Linked DNA regions of Homo sapiens: region 2 is linked to region 1. The links are chromatin loops, found by intact Hi-C in ENCODE. Cell type or tissue: adrenal gland. All regions are shown on one strand. Each heading gives the region's core, and the rest is flanking DNA. Links, peaks and the distances in the headings are about the cores only.

Region 1 (10,532 bases), core at 2,972-7,971:
TCTTCTTCTATGGATTCAGGTTATCATCCTGTACCACTTTTATTCAACCTGAAATATTTCATGTAGCATTTCTTGAAAGTCAGGTCTTCTAGCAGCAACGTTGCTTTTTTAATATTTATGGAATGTCTTTATTTTTCCTTCCGTTTTGAAGCATAATTTTCTGGATATAGAATTCTTGGTTGATAGGGTTTTGTTGTTTTTCTTTCTGAACTCTGAACATCCACTATTCTCTGGCCTCTGTTACTTCTGAGAAGTCAGCTGTTTATTGTGTTGTGTTTGTTTTCTTTGCAAGATGAATTGTTTCTTTCATGGTTCTTTCCATTTGTTTCTCATCTTTCTCCAATTTGAATGTGATGTGCTTAGTTGTGGATTTCTTTGTGTTTATCTTATTTGGAATTTTATTGAACTTCTTGGATATGTAGATCAGTATTTTTGTTTTATCAAATTTGGGGAGTTTTTGGCCATTATTTCTTCATATATTTTTTCTGTACCTTTCTTTTCTCTAATCACACATTTATTTTTATGTTTGTTGTTCCACAGGTCTCTGAGGGTCTGTTAATATCTCTTTAATTTTTTTCTGTTCCTCAGATTGGATACTTTTCATTGAGCTATCTTCAAATATATGGATTGTTTCTCGTACCAGTTCAGATTTGCGGTTGAGTCCCTCTAGTAAATTTTTCATTTCACTTACTTTACTTTTCAACTCTAGAATTTCTATTTGCTTCTCTGTCTCTTTTTAAAATAATTTCTATCACTTTATTGAGATTCTATTTGTTGTTATAATCATACTTTAATTCTTTAAATATGGTTCCCTTCAGTTCTTTGAACATATAATAGCTACTATGAAATCTCATCCTATTAAATCCAGCATTTGGGGATACTAGAGATACTTTCTATTGACTCAATTTTTCCCCTGAGTATGGGTCACACTTTCTTATTTCTCTTCATGTCTCCAATTTTTTGTTGAATATTTTACATTTAAGATAATAGATTGTAGCAACTGTGGATTCTGATCCTTGCTCCCTTGTGAGTTATTTTTTGGTTTAGTAGCTTTTCTGGACTAAATATGTGAAGGCTATTTCTCTCATGTTGTGTGGCTGCTGATGGCTCTGCCCAGGTTTGCTTTCGTTTGTTTGTTTTTTTTGTTTTCTTATGTTTTACTTTAAATCCTAGCTTCCTAGAGGGTTACCCTGTGTAGTTTTGTTTTAAAGCCAAAGGTAGATCAGAGCTTAATTGTGAGTCAGTCTGAACCTTGACTCTCTGCCTGTGGGTCTGTGTGTGGGCTGGGGAGCACTTTCAAATCACAGGCAGTTCTCACATCTGTCCTGGCTTTAACTTTCAGCTGGACCCTCTTATGTCTTCTTTGTGTGTGTATGCCCAGGCTCTGTGGCCCAGGAGTGTGCAGAGGTTAGGAGACTGCCCTAGTGTTGGTGACACATGTGCAGAGTCTCTGGTTAACCTGGGATACATGTGGAGAGTTTACCCAGCACACTGTAAGTGGCTCACCTACCAGAACTCCCTAGTAAGTCCCTGGCTAGTCTTCTAGTCTCTTGCTTGCCCTCAGCAGGACCTCAGCCTCAGGCGGACATTGCCATTGATTTTCTTGAGTTCTCTTGCTATTGGGATTGCCAGTTTAACTGACTGTGCTCCAAATCTGGTGAACCTGGCCTGGCAAAAGCAGTGAAGTTGCTGCTTTTCCCAGCTTTCCCCTCTTGGTTGAACCCTGGCACTGACAGAACTGGGATAGGGAGACAGGAACAGCCCCGGGCAAAAAATGCCAATGTGCTAGTCTTACCTGCAGTTCAGTACTTTCCACGAAGAAATGCCCCTCCACGTGTATACGGCTTTGGGTGATTGCCAGAGCGCTGACAGTGGTGGTTCTTGACAGTTTTGTGTGGCTTTATGGTTGCGTTTTGTGGAGAGGATTTGTCACTCCTCACTTTGTCCTTGCTGCATTTCCTATGAATGTGTACCATTCTGTCCTCCTGTGGACCGTGAATGTGGACCATGCTGTCCTCCTGCAGCAGGCAGTGTCCTGGGCCCTCATAACATCAAGTTGCACAGTGTGTTTTGACAGGCCTCTTACTTAAGACTGCATGTAGAGACCCATCAAGCTGGCAGAAAATCTAGATGCTTTTTAAAAGATACAAATAGTGTGATGATTGTGTTTTTAAAATACTGTTGCAGGCATTCTGCATATTTAAAATCCCTACTACTGATGCAAATGTTAGTTCACTGATAACCTTTTTTTTTTTTTTTTTTTGAGACAGAGTCTTGCTCTGTCGCCCAGGCTGGAGTGTAGTGGCGCGATTTCGGCTCACTGCAAGCTCTGCTTCCCGGTTTCACGCCATTCTCCTGTCTCAGCCTCCCAAGTAGCTGCGACTACAAGAGCGCCACCATGCCCGGCTAATTTTTTGTATTTTTTTTTAGTAGAGACAGGGTTTCACTGTGTTAGCCAGGATGGTCTCGATTTCCTGACCTTGTGATCCGCCCGCCTCAGCCTCCCAAAGTGCTGGGATTACAGGCGTGAGCCACCGCGCCCGGCCATGATAACTTTTATATTTAAACTTCTATAACTGAAAGTGTGGTTTAGTGGGGGAAAAAAAGCAAGAGTTTGGAGTTTAGAGTTGTGGGATTGGGATTGAATCCTGGTACAACTTACTAGGTCTGTGATTGACAGAATGTTACTTAATCTCTCTGAACCTGTTTTCTCATCCTAAATTGGATATAATATTCCTACCTTATGGGTTATTTTGAAAATTAAATATAACATAGATAAAACTGGTACTTAGTAGCTATTCAGCAAACGTTTGTTTACCCACCCAGAAAGTTTGTGGTTGTGGGTGTGTTTTTGGCAACTTTTTCTTCACCAGATTTATCTTCTTGCTTTACCTAGCTTTGCTTCTTAACGTTTTCTCCTTTTTGTAGAATAATTTTGCTATTTTATATACTAACTGAAACATACAGTGTATTTCTTTCAGGGTACATTTTGGTTGAATGCTCTTCCCAGATATCCAAAATTTCCCAACATTTCATAGTGATTTCCTTTCTAAAGTATAAATTTCATGTGCTTACAAGTGATGATGAAACTTCACTGTTATTTTACGGTGAATGAACTCATATGTAGACGGTCCCTGACTTAACCAATCGTTTGTCTTATGATTTTTCGACCCATACAACCATTCTGTTTTTCACTTTCAGTACAGTATTCAATATGTGAGATATCTAACACTTTAGTATAAAAGAGCCTTTGTATTAGATGATTTTGCACAACTGTAGGCTAATATAAATGTGCTAAGCACATTGAAGGTAGGCTAGGTTGTTACAATGCTTGGTAGGTTATGGTGTATTAAATGCATTTGACTTATGATATTTTCAATTTATGATGGGTTTATCAGTTCATGACCCCATTATAAGTAGAGGAGCATGTGTGTGTGTGTGTGTGTGTGTGTGTAAAAGATTATCAGGTGGAACATCTGTACAATGAGAGACAGTAGCATTGTTATGTCGACATTCTCAGGCCATGATTAGAAGGGGCAAAGCAAGGTCTCTAAGAGAGATTATCAAAGAATGTACTGAGAAACGTTCTTGAACCTTGCTGGACCACAGCCCACTCTGCTCAACCTCAGCGGTTCTCTTCTGTGATATTTAAGTTAATATGGAAGAAGTGGTAACTTTGGTTACATCAGGTTTTAATGTCACCTTTAGTTTTGGGGTGGACACAACTGGACTCCAGTATGTCCAAACCCTCTTAATAATACTATATTTTCATAGAGTTTTTAGAACTGAGAATTGTATAGTTTATCTTACTATTTTACTTACTGACAGAGTACCTTATTCTAGAATACTTTTTAAAAAAATATTAAGTTTTTAAAAGCCAAATCTCTAGACACTTCTTGTTCCTTGGAAACCTTCTTGTCTCCTGAAGAGTACATTTGTTGTGGATAGTGTGTTCCTCAAGAGTAATTCTTAAACTAGTTGGATAGGTTTAAATTTCGCAACATAGGCATTGCAGAATTTAGACATACAGGAAATCAGGATTCAGGGCTCATTTGTTGTAAGGTGAAATCAGGAAGTCTCTGGTTAAAGATTGGATGGGATTAAGCAGACGTTTTGTAGGCAGTCTCTTCACCCTGAACTGCAGCCGTGTGCTGTCTGGAATGCGGTCTGACTTAATAACCCACCCATGCCAGTAACATACATGATAGAGCAGAATTGCTGTAGTTAAATAATGGATTTTATAAACATTAGATAGTCTTTTAGCACCTGCATTTTTTTGTAAGAGTCAAGCAAGAAGTTATGTATGTATGCATTTTGGTCTGAATCTTGTACTTTTGTTAAACACTGATATAAATGTGTCTCTTGAGGCTGGTCTGTAACAGATTTATAAAAATGATTACTGTTTCTTAGGCTTTAAAAATCATATTTTTGGCAACCGAATCTATGAGTTTTATTAAGTAAAAGTTTAGACCTTTTATTCTTTGCAGATTGGATAATTTTTCTTGTACACTTAGCAAATGTTTGATAAATAGCCCTGCAAGGCACTGTGCCTGCTGAGTGCTGTGGAGGTTACCTGAGTGACTCTGGCATACATTGTAGCCTCAGCGACCCTGACGCTGCAGTTCAATAGGAGAGTTAAGACAAGCCCAAAACTGTAACAGCTGCAAAGTGATAAGGGCTATGGAACAATGAAAACTGTCAGGAGAGACTGGGAAAGGAGAACAGTGTTTTCTGATTCCATGTGAAAGCTACCCCCTCAACCCCAAGAATTCTCTTTACTTTCTGTGCCCACATTGAGCTAATTCTCTAAGTCCCAGTTTCGTAAAACCTATGCATGTATTTCTGATTTCTTCTCATTGTGGGTACTTGAAAGAGAGGAAAAAGGAATTTGGGGTCAGAGACTTGGGTAAGGAGAGTAACCTGGTCAAATAGTGTGGTTTCTTGACCTGGGCGTTGTACCAGGCTGTGTGTGGCATCCTGATCTGACATGCCACTGAAACAGCCTGGAAGTGCAGGATCTCAACGAAAATGTAGTTGGAAAAATAATGCGGGTAAGCTTGGGGCTGGCAGCATGTTAGAATTGGGAAAAATACCATTTGTGTAAATCAAGCGCTTGGTACCAGATGTATGAAGAGCTACTGACACCTCATGGATGTGGATGTTATTATTTCTGGTTACGGAAAGTGTGTATGTGTATGTACCAGGATCTATATATGGTGGGTATATGCACATGGTCTTGGCTAAAATTGATCTATGAGTTTAATCTGTGACAGAGAAAGCTGTTCAGTATATTCCTCAGTTGCTTGAAAATAAACTTGGAGTGTATCTGTTCAGGAGTCACAGATTAATCTTTCTAAGTGTATCCTGATTTGTCTGACAGAATTCTGCAGATAGGACTTACTGGAAGTGAAGAGCAGGTGTCATGTAAATGATGCATTATCTTTTTCAAGTTTAGATGCATACTGTTTGAGGAAAAAACTGCAAGCATGCTTTTTCTTCTTTTTTAATGAAATAAGAATAGTTCAGAGTGGTGGAGTGTCAGGACCCATTGATAGGTGGGTCTTTCTAGAAAAATCTAATTTCAATGAAAAATTACACATAGTACATTTTGCTTTTTATGTATTCCTTGTACTCTGAACCTGTGTGTGTATATCAGCAAAATTTGTTGTTTCTGAAATGTACTTCTAAAGTGAATCTTATTTTTTAACATTTAATCGTTTTAGAATTATTTGTATACCCACATAAGCAGATACATAAACAGGGAAGGATCTTTTAAATATGATGTTGGGATTAACGGAGTGGATGTTTGGAGGGGAAAGTACTGAAATTCATCCCACAAATCAACATACATTTTCGAGTAGATATGTAGAAAATCAATATATAGAAAGTAGGAAATATAGAAAAACATTGAGATTTCATTCTAGGGCTTAGAGAATTACAGTCCAGAAACAAAAAGCATGACAGATAGAAAAATATAAACTGCTTATTTCAGAACTAGTATGAAAAAGGTAGCCTTTTCTAATACGTAAGAAAAGGTACAATAGGTAAATGGACAAAGGGAATTACAAATGCTAAAGTATTATATGGAAACATCGTTCTCTGTAATAAGAAAAAATGGAAACAATGTGGAGACAATTTTTATTTACCCACGCATTTGCTATTTTAAAGAAATGGCACCCAGGGCTGCTGAGGTTGTGTGGAACAAGTATACTCATTTATTGCTGATGACATAGTAGAGCTTTAAAGGGTTTTATGTCTTGAAATTTATCCTAAGGAAATAATTCAGCTGAAGCAAAAAGATATTTGTTCAAAGAGCTTGATTTTGGTGTTATCTTTAATAGCAAAACAGTAGAAGTGCCTTAAATGCCCTTCAGTGCAGACTAATAAATTGATCTTATGCTCTGGCAGACATTAAAAATGATAATTTTTGAAATCCTGTGGAAACATGAAAAATGTTCATTATATGTAAAAATCCACGTATGTATAGGATATACAATTGTATGGTCTTTGTGGAAATACTTTTGTTAGGGTGACAGCAACATGAGAATTTTAAGTAATTTCAGGCATCAATTGAGCATTTACCCTGTGACTCTTCAGTTAATTCATCAATCTGTGTTCTGAGCACTGCTGTAGGCTCCAGGGATGCACAGCCCCTTGGGTGATCTCTGTGGTCCTGTAGGCGGACACATAAGCAGCTAACAACACAGTATGAAAGAGCAGCTTTCTGGCTGAGTGCTGTGGCTCACGCCTGTAATCCCAGTATTTTGGGAAGCTGAAGCAGGTGGATCACCTGAGGTCAGGAGTTCGAGACCAGCCTGGCTAACATGGGGGAACCCCATCTGTACTAATAATACAAAAATTAGCTGGGTGTGCGTGGTGGCGCACGCCTGTAATCCCAGCTACTTGGGAAGCTGAGTCAGGAGAAGTGCTTGAACCCGGGAGGCGGAGGCTGCAGTGAGCTGAGATTGCACCACTGCACTCCAGCCTGGGCAACAGAAGATTCATCTCAAAAACCAAAACCAAAAACAAACAAACAAAAAACAGCCCTCCAGAGAAGATGGTGTGGAGGCTGGGTCTTGGAGAATGAATAGGAGTTGGCCAGATCATTTGGGTGGAGGCTGGCTGAATGGAGGCAACCATGGAAATAAAGTAGTGACGTTCAAGTTTTGGAGGATGTGGATATTTACAAGGACCAAGTTATCTCAGGGTGACCTTAACAGTCAGGAGCAGTGATGGAGGGGACGGAGTGGGTGTTGAGGCCCGGGTCTTGGAGTGGGTGGGTGTATATCGTATTTTGGTTGGAAGAGGAGTGCCTCATTTTCACTTCTTGCAGGTTTTTCATCTTTCAAAGTTCAGTATGTATTATTTGTCTTGTTAATCATGCCACATTCTCATAATTTTTGAGCACCTTTTTTGGTTGCCTGGCTATTTAGTAAACATAAGTGTAGAATCAAAAGAGATGTTTGTCTGTGTCAGTTTCTTCGTGTGTTTGCTACTGTGGTCATTCATATATTGATCAGCGATGATTTTCCTGAGACCGTTTATTGCATTGGTGGCAAAAATTAGATTTTCTGACTCCCAATCTGTGAAACCATATTCCTTTCTGCATTTTATTGCTGGACTGTAGGTTATGTTGAATATAAACATATTTGTGGATAATGTAGTTGTATGTGGCTGAGAGGTTGCACTGGATATTATGGAAAAGAATTTTGTATATGAAATAGATAGTAGCAGTGAGTGTTTTCCTGTTTTCTTTTTAAATGTTCTTCAACAGGGAGAATGAAATCTAAATGATAATTCTGTTTATTGTTTTTTCCTTTTTTTTTGTAGGGTCTTGCTCTTTTGCTCAGGCTGGAGTGCAGTGGTGTAGTTGTAGCTCACTGCAACCCCAAACTTCTGGGGACAAGCTAAGGCTTGTCCCCTTCCTGCTTTAGCGTCCCGAATAGCTTGGACTACAGGCACATGCCAGTGTGCCTAGCTACTTTTTTTTTTTGGCGGAGGGGAGGGGAGTTCCTCACTTTGTTGCCCAGACTGGTCTTGAACTCCCAGCCTCAAGTGAACCTCCTGTGTTGGCCCCCCAAAGCACTGAGATTACAGGCATGAGCCACCGCACCTAGTCTGTGGTTTTTCTTCTTCTTATTTTTAAACATCCTGTGCAGAAAAAAATTAAGGAACCTGATGTATCTGTTAGACATTAATACCGTGCAAATTCAGTATGTTTTAGTGTTTTGATCTATTGATATCCTTTCTATTGAAGGCAAGGAACAATAGTTATTCGGGGCTTTATTAGATTTTATTTAATGCTTTCATAAAGAAGCACAGATATTACTATTTATCAACTGTAATTTTTAATATTTGAGAACTATATTTTGGTGTAATTGTTTTTTTAATCCTGTGTATTTTATGCATTTTAAAACATTCTGAAAAGGGGTCCATCAATTTGGCTAAACTGCAGAGGCATACAGGGTACACAGAAAAAGTTAAGAATCATCCTCTGGATGGGCGCGGTGGCTCACGATTGTAATCCCAGCACTTTGGGAGGCTGAGGCAGGCAGATCACGAGGTCAAGAGATTGAGACCATCCTGGCCAACATGCCGAAACCCCGTCTGTACTAAAAATACAAAAATTAGCTGGGCATGGTGGCATGCACTTGTAGTCCCAGCTACTTGGGAGGCTGAGGCAGGATAATTGCTTGAAGCCAGGAGGCGGAGGTTGCAGTGAGCCAAGATTGCGCCACTGCACTCCAGCCTGGGCGACAGGGCGAGACTCCATCTCAACAACGACAACAACAACAACAACAACAAAGAACCAACAACAACAACAACAAAGAACCACCACCACCACCACCAACAACAACAACAAAGAATCATTCTCCATTCCCCAAACCCTAAAGCCAGGAAGGGAGTAAGATTAACTTTAGAAATTAATAAATAGAGTTTTGGATCTCTACTCTGCCTTTTAGGAGCTCTGTGGATGGGACGTTTTACTTCTGACTGTCATTCTCTGTGTTATAAAATGAGTATAATATATCTGTCACAGATTTGTGATGAGAGTTAAAATGGACACTTTATATAATATACCTGGCAGAGTAACAGGCACATAGAATGAATGTTGTTACCCCTTTGGTCCTTAGTCTTATCATGAACTAGCTATGTCCTTAGCCAAATTACTTACCACTTTTTGATCTTTGTTACCTATTTATCTACACTGAAAGGATTTAGATTTGTATATTTCTACTTCAGCTAAAAAAAATCTGTGATTATGTAAAAAACCAGGATTACCTTTTTCAAATTGGAATGCTTGGTCAGCTAAGCTTTTATTTTGTTGATTAAAGACATGCATATATCAACAGGCATTGTCTTTTGTGTCCATGCCACCTAACTTTTCTCTACCAGTTTTCTCTCATTAAATGTTTGTCAGTCACATTTGGTTGAAACCATGCTGTTTATCCAACGTCATGACTTAAAGTAAAGGACAATTTACTTAATTGTCTTAAATACCAGTCAGAGCCATGTGGAAGCTATGCAGGTAAACAAGCCTCTTTTTGGGGTTGGGTTGTAGGAACCCTGCCTTAGGTCTAATGAAAGTGATATTCTTGTGTATTTTCAGGGGTCATCCTCTGTCCTTACCTTCAGTTCCAGTAGCTCTTTAAACCTCATTTGTTCTATTGACGCCAAGTTGGTTAGAAGGTCATAGCGTTGGTTTGTGTGTAGGAGGTTAGAGGGAGGTCCTGGCAGAGGCTTATAATCAAGTAGAAGCGTAAAGCCAGAGTTCTTGATTGCAAAGAGTAGAAGTAGCCTCTTTGACTCAGGGAACGACCTCATTGGAAGGGGTGTCAGGTTGCTGTCATAACCCCCAACACAGGTGGATATCTGTGTTTAAAAGACAGTGAGGAACAAGGGGAAGAAGCTATGCAGCCAGGACAGGGGATATCACCACCCATGAGCAGCCTGGATCTTGGATGCTGCCTCCACAGGGAGCACTGGACCCCTGTGAGCACCTGCAGTGGTTCCCTGGCCGGAGTTCAGGCAGGGCGGGCATCTGGCCTGGCTGCCCTGCTGAGCAGGACTCAACAGCAGTGGAGTCCCCAACTGTGGGGCGAGGATTCTGATGCTGGGCGGTCGAGGGGAAATGTAAGCCCAACAACAGATGAAGGTTTTCTATAGATGGGCTCAGCAGTTGTTGGAACTGCTTATTATCTGTGTATGTGTGTGTGCCTGTGTGGGCGTGCATGCATATGCCTGCATTTTGGAGAGGAAGGGATCTGGGCTTTTATCAAAGTCCTGAAAGGTCTTTTGATCCAGGAGTTAAGAAACACTGTAATAAAGAGATTTAACTGTGTTCGAATCTTTGCTTTTCCACCAGGTGGTGCAAATCTTTTATGATGTTCATAGAGGTTAAATCCTCAAAAATAAGAATAATTTAAAATTGTGTAATTTTCTCTAAGAGTTTAGTCCTGTCACACAATGTGAAGCATTGTTGATCTGATTCTTGCTTTCCTTCTGTCTTTAATAAAGATACAGGTAGATTT
Region 2 (10,532 bases), core at 3,366-8,365, 190 kb after region 1:
CAGGCGATCTGCCTGCCTTAGCCTCCCAAAGTGCTGGGATTACAGGCGTGAGCCACCAAGCCCGGCCCCCAGTGCAATAGTATTAAGAGGTGAGGTCTTAGGGGATGATTAGATCATGAGAGCAAAGCCCTCTTGAATGAGATTAATGCCCTTATAAAAGAGGTTAGACGAAGCTTACCTCCCCTTTCACTCTTCCACCATGCTAGGATACAGCTAGAAGGCTCTATCTATGAAGGCAACATCCATGTCTGCCCTTACCAGACACCTAATCTGCTGGCACCTTGATCTCGAACTTCCAAGACTTCAGAACTATAAGCATTACATTTCTGTTGTTTATAAATTATGCAGTCCAAGGCATTTTGTTATAGTGCCCAAACGAATGAAGACATTGTATGTGGAACATCTGTGAGGATATAGACCACTTCTAGCACCCCAGAAACCTCAACCATGACCTCTCCCAGTCTATAACTCCCAAATGTAACAAATGTGACTTCTATCATGATAGATGACCTCCACTTTTTTGAACTTCGTATGAATGGAGAAATACTGAATGTATTCTTTCATATTTGGTTTCTTTCATCTCTTCATTAGGTCTGAAAAAAATTTCTTCTCTTGTATTTAGCTGTACCTTGTGATTTTTCTTTGCTGTTATCTTCCATTGTATGAATATACCACAATTTATTTATCCTTTGTAAAGTTAAAGAACATTTGGTCTATTTTTTAGCTTGGGGCTATTATGAGTAAATATGCTATGAATGCTCTTGTACACGATTTTTAGTGAACAGAAGCTGTTATTTCTTTGGGGTATATTTTTCAAATTTTTCTATTTATTTTTAGCTTTATTTATTTATTTATTTAGAGATGGGGGTCTCATTTTATTGCCCACGCTGGTCTCAAACTCCTGGCCTCAAGTGATCCTTCCATCTCTGCCTCCCCAAGTGCTGGGATTACAGGTGTGAGCCACTGAACCTGGCCTCTTTGGGGGTATATTTATTTGCAGGAGTGGAACTGCTTGGTCAAAAGAATATGTGTGGGCCAGGCGTGGTGGCTCACGCCTGTAATCCCAGCACTTTGGGAGGTTGAGACAGGCGGATCACTTGAGATCAGGAGTTTGAGATCAGCACGGCCAGCATGGTGAAACCCCAACTCCACTAAAAATAAATAAATAAATAAAAATAAAACAAAGCAAAAAACAAAAATTAGCCAGGTGTGGTGGCAGGTGCCTGTAATCCCAGCTACTTGGTATGCTGAGAGGCAGGAGAATCACTTGAACCCGGGGAGTGGAGGTTTCAGTGAGCCGAGATCACGCCACTGCACTCCAGCCTGGATGATAGAGTGAAACTCCATCTCAAAAAATAAAAATAATTAAAAAAATTTTAAAGTATATGTGCATTCAGCTTTAGTAGATACTGTCAATCCATTTTCCCAAGTGGCTTTATTGACTCATATTCCCACATAAGATACGAAGATTCTGGTTCCTTTACATCTTCACCAACACTTTTATTTTAGCCATTCTTCAGTGTCGTAGTCATTTTTTAACATAAAAATCAAAGCACAAACTGTCTCCTGACTACAATTTCCCAGGGCTCCTCCTGGCACTTCTCTGGGCCATCCTTCCCTTTTCATCCCTCCCCCTCATTGTCCTGCTCCCTCACTCCATTCACCAGGACTGTTTCCACCTCTGGATATTTTCTCTCCGTTTTCCTAAGCCTGGTGTGCCCTTTTCCCAGACATCGAAGTCCTTTGCTCTCTCATTTTCTTGAATTCCCTTCTCAAATGATACCTCCTTAGAGAGATCTTTGCCTCCTGCCATGCTCCTATTGCACCCTATCTTTTTACTCTGATTTCCCTTCACAGTACTTATCGGTTGTTGACCTTACGTCATACACTTGTTTATTTGTTTATTCTTGGTTTCCCTTGGTAGAATGCACACTCTATGAAAGCAGGAAAGTTGTCTTTCTTGATCATCTCTGCATATTCGGCGTTCAGTGCCCGGCAGAGGGCCTGGCACTTAGCAGGCTCTCAGATGTTTGGTACAAGAGTTCTCTATCTGAGCGAATTCTTTCTCCCCAGCAATTTTATCCCATCACTTACACTTATAATCATGTTCTCCTCTTTTCTTTCATCCAATCTTCATTTTTTTTCTATTCACTTCTCTTCTACCTTCTCTTTCCTTTCTCCTACTCTATTTCATTATTCATAGGAGGCTTTGGAATTACAGAGACGGCGGGGCCTCAGGTTGGATGCTGAACATTAAAGCTCTAAATTGCAGGGCAGCAGGCAAGGGAAAAAGCAGAGCTAACACTTCTTTTGCAACGTTAAAAATGCATTATGACAGGCCTGGTGGCTCATGCCTGTAATCCCAGTGCTTTGAGAGGCCAAGGCAGGAAGATTGCTTGAGCGCAGAAGTTCAAGACCAGCCTGGGCAACATGGCAAAACCCCACCTCTACTAAAATTACAAAAATTAGCCGGGTGTGGTGGTGCATACCTGTAGTTTCAGCTACTTGGAAGCTGAGGTGGGAGGACTACCCGAGCCAGAGAGACTGCAGTGAGCAGAGATAGCGCCACTGCACTCCAGCCTGGGCGACAGAGCGAGACTCCACACCCCTCCCTGCAAAAATGCATTATCATACTCTACACTTTATCTTGAATTTAGCTGAAGGCTTTCATAGAAATTCTCCTCTCTGTTTCTCTATCCCTCTGCCTCTTTCCTTTTCTCTACACCTCCAACTAGACATTTCACAGACAAATCTCTGGAGTAGAGTCCATTCTATGTAACAGCAAGCCCCTCATGCTGTTGGTCACAAAACCACACTGTCAGAGCCAGAGACAGCTGTAAACCCTGCTCTCCCAGATGGAGAGCAGCCGGAGCCGGGATTTTGGTAGAGGGAGTTGGGAATACATTAGGGAAAGTCTAATGAGAACAAAAGAGGCAGCTGAATATTCCCCACTCCACCTTAGTGTGCAAGAGGGCAGCAGTCCAGATTTTTCATGGCGTTGGGGTCTGGCAGGGTCGTTAGTCTCTATCCAACAAGCATTAGAAAGAAACAGAAAATAACATATATCTGGGGGTGTGCCTGCCTGCCTCTGTCTTGTGCAAACAACAATAACTGGAAAACACGACTTAGCCCCTTACTTGATGGAGGGAGAAATTTGGAACTCTTCTGAGATGATGAAAGAATAGAACTAGATAAGGAAAGTAAAATGCTGTTCCTGGTCTGAAAAAGAGAAATGATTGATCTGTAGTAACACCAACTACAAAGAGTACAATCCAGGTAGACTCCTCTGACGCTGGCACCCTGTCACAGAGAGGGGGAAGAACATCAGGCTTATTCGCATGTGTGCAAATGGCCAAGCACTAATGTAGGAGGACTGACGGGAGTCTATCTATCTGTGGCTTCTGGGTAGACACAGGCAAGCCTAACCCTGCCCGGGCCTGTGTCTGATGGCGAGGCTTGGTATATACTACAAGCACCTTGTCATTAGGGTTTTATCGTGCTATGGATATGCTAACGATACATTTATAAACAAAGTTTCTAAGTAGTGCAATTGCCGAGGAAAAACTGATTGATTTATACAAGTGTGGATTTTTTTTAGACATCCCGTTCCATGCCTTAGGGTTTCTAGTGTTCTCTAGCTGGGCAAGTCCAGACTCACTTTGGTCTTGTTCTGGGTGTTTTCCGAGGCTGTGCTCGCTCTGTGTGGATGACATGAGTGTGTGTGGAGTTTATGGCTGTGATAAAATACAGCTCTGGCATTTGCTGTGGTTCCCTATCGAAAGCCACGCTTTCTCGGCACTGGTTGCCTCCCACTGTAGAATCTGAAAATCTCAGATAATCACATTCCTGGTGTGTTTGTAGCTCAGCAGAGGAATGGCACCCAATCCTGGGCAAAGGAATGTGAAGGTTTCTGGAAAACAGGTTTTCTTCCCCAATTTTCAAAGAGAGGTTTCTTCCGGTCCCTGCCTTCGTTCGAGGGAGCACGTGATACTTGGCACTGCAACCACAGTCTTGTGAACCTGTGGGAGCAGCACCAAGGACCACGAAGAGGCTGCCCCAGGGCCCAGGAGTCACTGAATGACTGAGCCAATCTGGAATTGCTTCTCTCTAGGGCCCTTTTAGTCACATATCTTGCTTCTTGCAGAAGAAAGCATTAACAATGAATTACAGCATATTTAGTCGGCTATGCGTTAATGACAACGTAGACCCAAATCCCCCTTTCAAGGCCCCTCAGGGCTTCTCACTGCAGGTAGAATAAAGCATGAGGTCCTGAACAATCAGCCCCTCCACCTCTCCAAGCTTCTCAGGCCTTGCTCTATGTTCCCCACGTAGTCTCCTCCTTCACTTTCCTGTGTGTTCTCACTGTCAAATTCTACCTCAGGGCCTTTGCACACACTGATGAACTGAATCCTATTCCTTCCTCTGCACTGACTTTAAAAGCTGCTTCCTAGGAATGGCCTTGTTCTCTTACTCAAACTAAAGCAGATGCCTGGTGTTATTTTTCTCTGTCAGTTCCCTGCTCTTTCCCTCGGAGGCCGTAGCCAACTGTGTGGGGCTCCCTTAACATGCATTCCAGTCTCCTTCTCGAAGGCAGGGCCTAAGACTCAAACTGCCTTTCCCAGGCTCCATTGCAGCTGGGTTCTAGAAATGGTTGAGATTCTGCCCATCAGACATACCTGTGGGAGGTGGTTTAGACATGCTGCTACATGGTGAGAGAGAGCTGGATAGAGGGGTTCATCTGACTGGCCGGGGTCCTGGCAGAGGATGTGAGATTCTCTCCTTAACAAGGGCAGGAGCTCCCTCGGTGGCCTAGTTCTGCAATAGTTGGGGGCGATGATCTTGGAATTTTGGCCTAGAGTTGTTTCTTTAGGCCTCTTTAGAATATGGAGCTAGCTGTACTCTTAATGCACGCCTGTCTGCTTAATTTGTCTATAGTGTATCCTGTTGTCCATAATTACAAACTTTGACCCATAAAGCAATAGTCATTGCAATTTGTAATTATATATTCATTTCATACATTTCCTAACACCCTGGTATCTCTAACTAGCCTCTGTGCTCTGAACACTTAACATAGGGTACAGTGTCTGTAGCTCAATATTTATTGATGGGTAAATAAGTAGACAATTGAGCAAAACCAGACATTGCATGTAAAGTTAGAAGAAAAGAGAAAGTCCTGAAGTTGCATCTTTGATATTTAAATCTTGAGTGATTTGAAAGAAGCCAGAAGCTGACATTTACAATAAGTTCCCAACTTGCTCAATTCACCTGGCAGGCTCATCGCTGTGATAGCCAAACTAGAACAGAGGTCCAGGGAATATGAATTCCAACTGTTATTAAATGCAATAGCAATCTTAACCGTAGGATTTTTGTTTCTCAAGAAACATAATTTGTCAGGAGAGATTTCTCAGAGCCTTTCCTGTTCCTCCTAAGAGAGTATATCCCACTCTGAGATGCTCTCTGGTACCATGGAACTCTCCATCAAAGGTGCAGCCTCACATTCTCTCCTGGGCAGTTCCCTGATTCGACTGTCATGCCCACTTGACTGTCAGATCCATGAGGGCAAGAGCGCACATTGCACAATGCCTAGCACACAATTAACACTTGGTATATGTTGGCTGAAGAACAAATGGGTTGTACTGCATGTTATTTAATCACAAATTTTGAGGAATTTCACACAGGACTAAAATTAGTGTTATATTTACACTAATTATTGAGTCAGATGGCTCTTTTTCTGGCTTATTTGTGTGTGCACATTTTAACTGCATGTCTTACACATGTAAAAATATTTTTTTTATACAGGCTGCAGCCTTCTTCCATTGTTGCAGGCTCTCTCTTCTACTGTGGGACTTTCCCCTCTCGAATGCTGAAAATAGCAAAAAAAGTGTGTCTCTCATTCTCTTTCCCCTCACTCTTTGCAGCTAGGCTTATTCCCTGAGCCCTCTCTCTACCTGATGTTCTCGCTAAATGCTTATACTCTCTGAGGTCATCCATTGTTTGAGTTATTCCTGACAGACTCTCACCATTATAAGTATTAAAGGGGAGGAAGAAGGGGCTGAGGAGACTGAAGGGAAAAGGGGAGAAACCCCTCATCTCAGAAAACCCCTCCAGAAAGATCATCTCTTTAGGAAACAAGGCAAAACTGCGGTTGGTATTTCTCCACTGTGGCCAAATATTTTGACTCAAAGTCTGATGTAGCCCATGTTTAATTCTGCTCTGTTTATTGATGTATGTTTCATGAATGGGAATAGAGTTTGCTGTTTTACTCCAATATAATTTATAGTACATTTCTTCTGATACATTATAGGCATATATGACTGGCATATTATTTGTGCATATAAATAATGTATTTCCTCTTCTTTTTTTCTTTTTTTTTTTTTTTTCCAGAGACAGGGTCTCACTTTGTCACCCAGGCTGGAGTGCAGTGGTGTGATCATAGCTCACTGCAGCCTTGACCTCCTGGGCTCAAGCAATCCTCCAGCCTCAGCCTCCTGACAGCTGGGACTATAGACGTGCATGACCATGCCTGGCTACTTTTTAAATTTTTTCTACAGAAGGGGTCTCACTATGTTGCCCAGGCTTGTCTGGAACTCCTGACTGCAAGCAATACTCCTGCCTTGAACTCCCCAAGTGTGTTGGCTCACGCCTGGAATTACAGGTGCAAGCTACCACACCTGGCCCTCTTCTCTTTCAATTACTCCTTCGATGCTTATAACTGGCACCAATGTCCAAGATCTTTACTGACTCCAGGAGCCCCTATGAGCACACAGATCATTAGACTCTCAGTTTTACTCCCCAAGTAGTTGGGATGCCCTAGTTCTGAAATGCTCTTCCTTGCAACCGGAGTTGAGGACCCTGGTATCTTCTCATGTCCTTCCTTCTCACCCATCTTCTTGAATACGACTCCCCAACACATGGACACACAAGCATGTGCATATACACACACACACACTCTTCACCCATCCATAAGGTCCATGCTCCCCAGGGATTCGGGAATCTAGAGGGTGCTGTCAGCAGCCTGTCTGGGGCCATAAAGCATAACTGCCAAGCTGCAGGATTGAAGACAAAATTCCGATGCAAAGATAGGAGCACAGATAGGGACATACAAAGGCAGATGGCACCATAGCCCAGGAGCCCTAGATCCCTGGATCCCTGGGTATGTGTGAGCAAAGGGGAAGGGAGTGGTAACGGAGAGGGTGAGAAACTCATGCAGCTATTTTGTAGTACCTTCAACTCAGGACTCCTCAACCTCTTAAAAACCAGTTTCATCTTAACTTGGTTTAACCAAGTTTGCCTTCAGTAACAGTAATTTTTTATTTAAAAGTTTTATTATGTGGTGAGAATGTTTAAAAACTTACTCTTAGAAATTTTGCAGTATACAATACATCATTATTAATTATGGTCACCATGCTATGCAATAGATCCCTAACACTTATTTCTCCTGTTTACCTGAAAGAGTAAATTTTGAATATTCTCACCCTAAAAAATTTGTAAGTAGGTGAGGTTAATTAGCATGTTAATTAGCTTTAATTTTTCTACAATGTATACATATATCAAAACATCTTATTGTACCTTGTAATTTATACAATTCTTTTTTTTTTTTTTTTTTTTTTGAGGTGGAGTCTCACCCTGTTGCAGAGGCTGGAATGCAGTGGCACGATCTTGGCTCACTGCAACCTCTGCCTCCTGGGTTCAAGCGATTCTCCTGCCTCAGCCTCCCTAGTAGCTGGGATTACAGATGCCTACCACCATGCCCAGCTATTTTTTTTTGTATTTTAGTAGAGACAGGGTTTCGCCATGTTGGCCAGGCTTGGTCTCTAACTCCTGACCCCATGATCCTCCCGCCTCAGCCTCGCAGAGTGCTGGGATTACAGGCGTGAGCCACCACGCCTGGCCTGTAATATATACAATTCTTATTTGTCAATTAAAAATAAGAGAATATTAAATAAGAATTAAAACTAGAAAAACATTTTATTATTGGCAGTATTTGGGTCATGCAAAAGAATATATGTAACATATCTCAGTATTGTCACACAATGACAACACAAATACTTGTGAGGCAATGAAGTTCACATGTCAATGCTGAGCCCCGTATCTCAAGTGCCCCTAACTTTTCATAGTCACATGACATTCCTTTTACAGAACATACAAACTTTCATGCTAGATATTGAAAAGAAGTCTAAAAATGCAGCTACCAGGGGGAATCAACAAGTTGGTATGAATGAGCTTCAGGCAAGGCATAAATGGTGGCAGCCAGTTATGAGAGGGTTGGAAGGGGAAAGGTTCTTCAGGCCTGGGGGATGAGGGGCAGGGAAGGATTCATACCTCCTAAGGAGGAGGAAGAAAGGGGGGCTAGATATTAAAAAAGAAAATGCCCCAAGTTTTATAAGACTTCTCCCACACGTGCACCCCACTAACTGTCTCTATTCAGAGACATATAAAAATTGTGGACAGAAGTACTTCAAAATCTGTTTCGTCACAGGTGAGAAAGTACACAGCTTTGTAGAGACTATTTCCAAGATGGTAATATTTATATCGGCAATATTTATAATTTATGGAGTGCATATTGAGTGTCTTATGCTAAACTCTGGGGCTATAACTCAGAAAAATGAGATTTAGAGCTCAGGCATGCTACAGCCCAGAAGGCAGACAGACAAGAACTTAGAAAATTCCAAAACAGTCTCAAAGGGTGATTCTCTTACTCCAGTTTGATACACACTTCCACTGCATCCTAGAGCCTCTTCAGAATTAAGATAAAACATTTCTTGGTGCAGTAATTTTTTTTTTTTGAGGTGGAGTCTTGCTCTGTCGCCCAAGCTGGAGTGCAGTGGTGTGATCTCAGTTCACTGTGACCTCCGCCTCCCAGGTTCGAGTGTTCTCCTGCCTCAGCCTACTGAGTAGCTGGGATAACAGGCATGCACCACCATGTCAGGCTAATATTTTTGTATTTTTAGTCGAGACAGGGTTTCACCATGTTGGCCAGGCTGGTCTCAAACTCCTGACCTCAAGTGATCTGCCCACCTCAGCCTCCCAAAGTGCTGGAATTACAGGCGTGAGCCACCACACCTGGCCAAGTGTAGTGATTTATTTAATGCCTGTCTTCGCTGATGTTTTGTTAGCTCCAAGAGACAGGACTTGTGTCCATCTTGTGGACTGCCATACACTGGCACCTTACTCTGGCTGGCGCTTAATAAATAATCATTATATAAGTGAGTGGGTAAATGAATGAATGCTAGAAAAGAGGCAAGCATGGCGTGCTGAGTGGCCAGTAACCATCCTGGGGGTCAGAGAGGCTTTGGGGAAGAAGTGATATTTAAGCCGAAACCTGAAGGAGAAATGGTATTTAGCCAGGTAAAGAAAGAGCAACGCTTCAAAAGCCCAGAGGCAAGAGCTCTTGGAGCAGCCTGAGGGTACTGGAAACGAAACTGCATGGCTGAAGCTTACAGATGCTGCTCTGTGCATGGGCTGTTGTGCAAAGTAGAAACTTCTCATCTCGAGGTGAATAAATTGCAGAAGGGCGTCCCCTCTCTAGGCCAACCAATGAGAAAAAAGAGACTTCCTCTGGGATGATTGAGTCTCTCCGCTGTGCACCAGGAGGCTGAGGTCAGCCTCTATATGAGCCTTTGTCGGGGAGCCCTCCTGTAGGATGCCACCTGCACAGGCATGCCCAGAAGCCTTGGGAGGAGGGAGGAGGGTGCCGAGAGCTGAGTTAGATCTTGGTAAGCAGGAGCTGACTCAAAAACAGCTTTTATGGCACTCTAAGGAGTTTGAACTTTGCTCTATGGGCAGCGATGCACTTTTGAAGAACTTTAACCTAACAGTGACTCTCTTACAGAAGTTCGTTCAACAGACATTTATTGTGCTCCTGCTTATGCAAGAGGCACACCAGTACATGCGGTTCTGGGGGTACACATGGTGAGGAAAAGAGACACGGTACCTGCCCTGGTGGAATTTACGCTTTACTAGTGAAAGAACGCATACTGGGGGACAAGTAAGAGACAGAACACCGTGAGAGCAGCTTGAACTAGAGGGAGAATCTGTTAAACAATCCTGCAAGGTCAACGTGGTATTCTGTTTTCCAGATAAGGAAACTGAAGGTAGGGAGGTTTAAGTAACTTATCCAAGACCACGCAAGTGAGCTTCAAATGCACTTGGTGTGATTTCAAATCCCATATCCTTGTACTACAGAGATAAGAACAAAATGATGAATAATATGTTCTTAAAAAAAACCTGAAACATGAATATAGAAAAGATGTATCATTACATTTACACACACTCACACACACACACTCACACCCACACATCCCCTTTATCTTCCTTTCCACTCACCCATGCACATATACCCTAGTGAAATAAAACCCGACCCACCTTACTTTTCAGGAAACACAGTCTGGAAAATATTTGTCAGGACATGGCCAATGGCTTAGCTGTAATCCCTATATGGGCCTATTCAAACTAGTTAATTCTTTCCTGGGGAAAACCATTCTGTAATTGCAGACCTTGTCTCTTAACTTAGCAGAGCCTCTGACAGGTGG

The links. Hi-C counts contacts between places; a loop is a spot of excess contacts. Peaks named below come from ENCODE experiments on the same cell type or tissue, not always from the same donor. Only the 100,000 strongest peaks of a DNase experiment are listed, where the experiment ranks them.
Region 2: it touches region 1 in a loop (2.2-fold over the local background); 13 of 110 quality-filtered maps call a loop at or near these places.

Annotation. Positions count from the first base shown.
Region 1 is chr6:12,029,896-12,040,427 of GRCh38, forward strand. All of the region lies in intron 2 of HIVEP1 (HIVEP zinc finger 1), which reads left to right. Among named protein-coding and RNA genes, the nearest start is that of HIVEP1, 23 kb to the left of the region's middle. RefSeq lists a silencer at 4,501-4,795 and enhancers at 6,405-6,906, 6,907-7,406. In adrenal gland, for the core only: no CTCF peak of the experiment used is centred there; no DNase peak of the experiment used is centred there.
Region 2 is chr6:12,219,197-12,229,728 of GRCh38, forward strand. No RefSeq gene overlaps it. Among named protein-coding and RNA genes, the nearest start is that of EDN1, 66 kb to the right of the region's middle. In adrenal gland, for the core only: no CTCF peak of the experiment used is centred there; no DNase peak of the experiment used is centred there.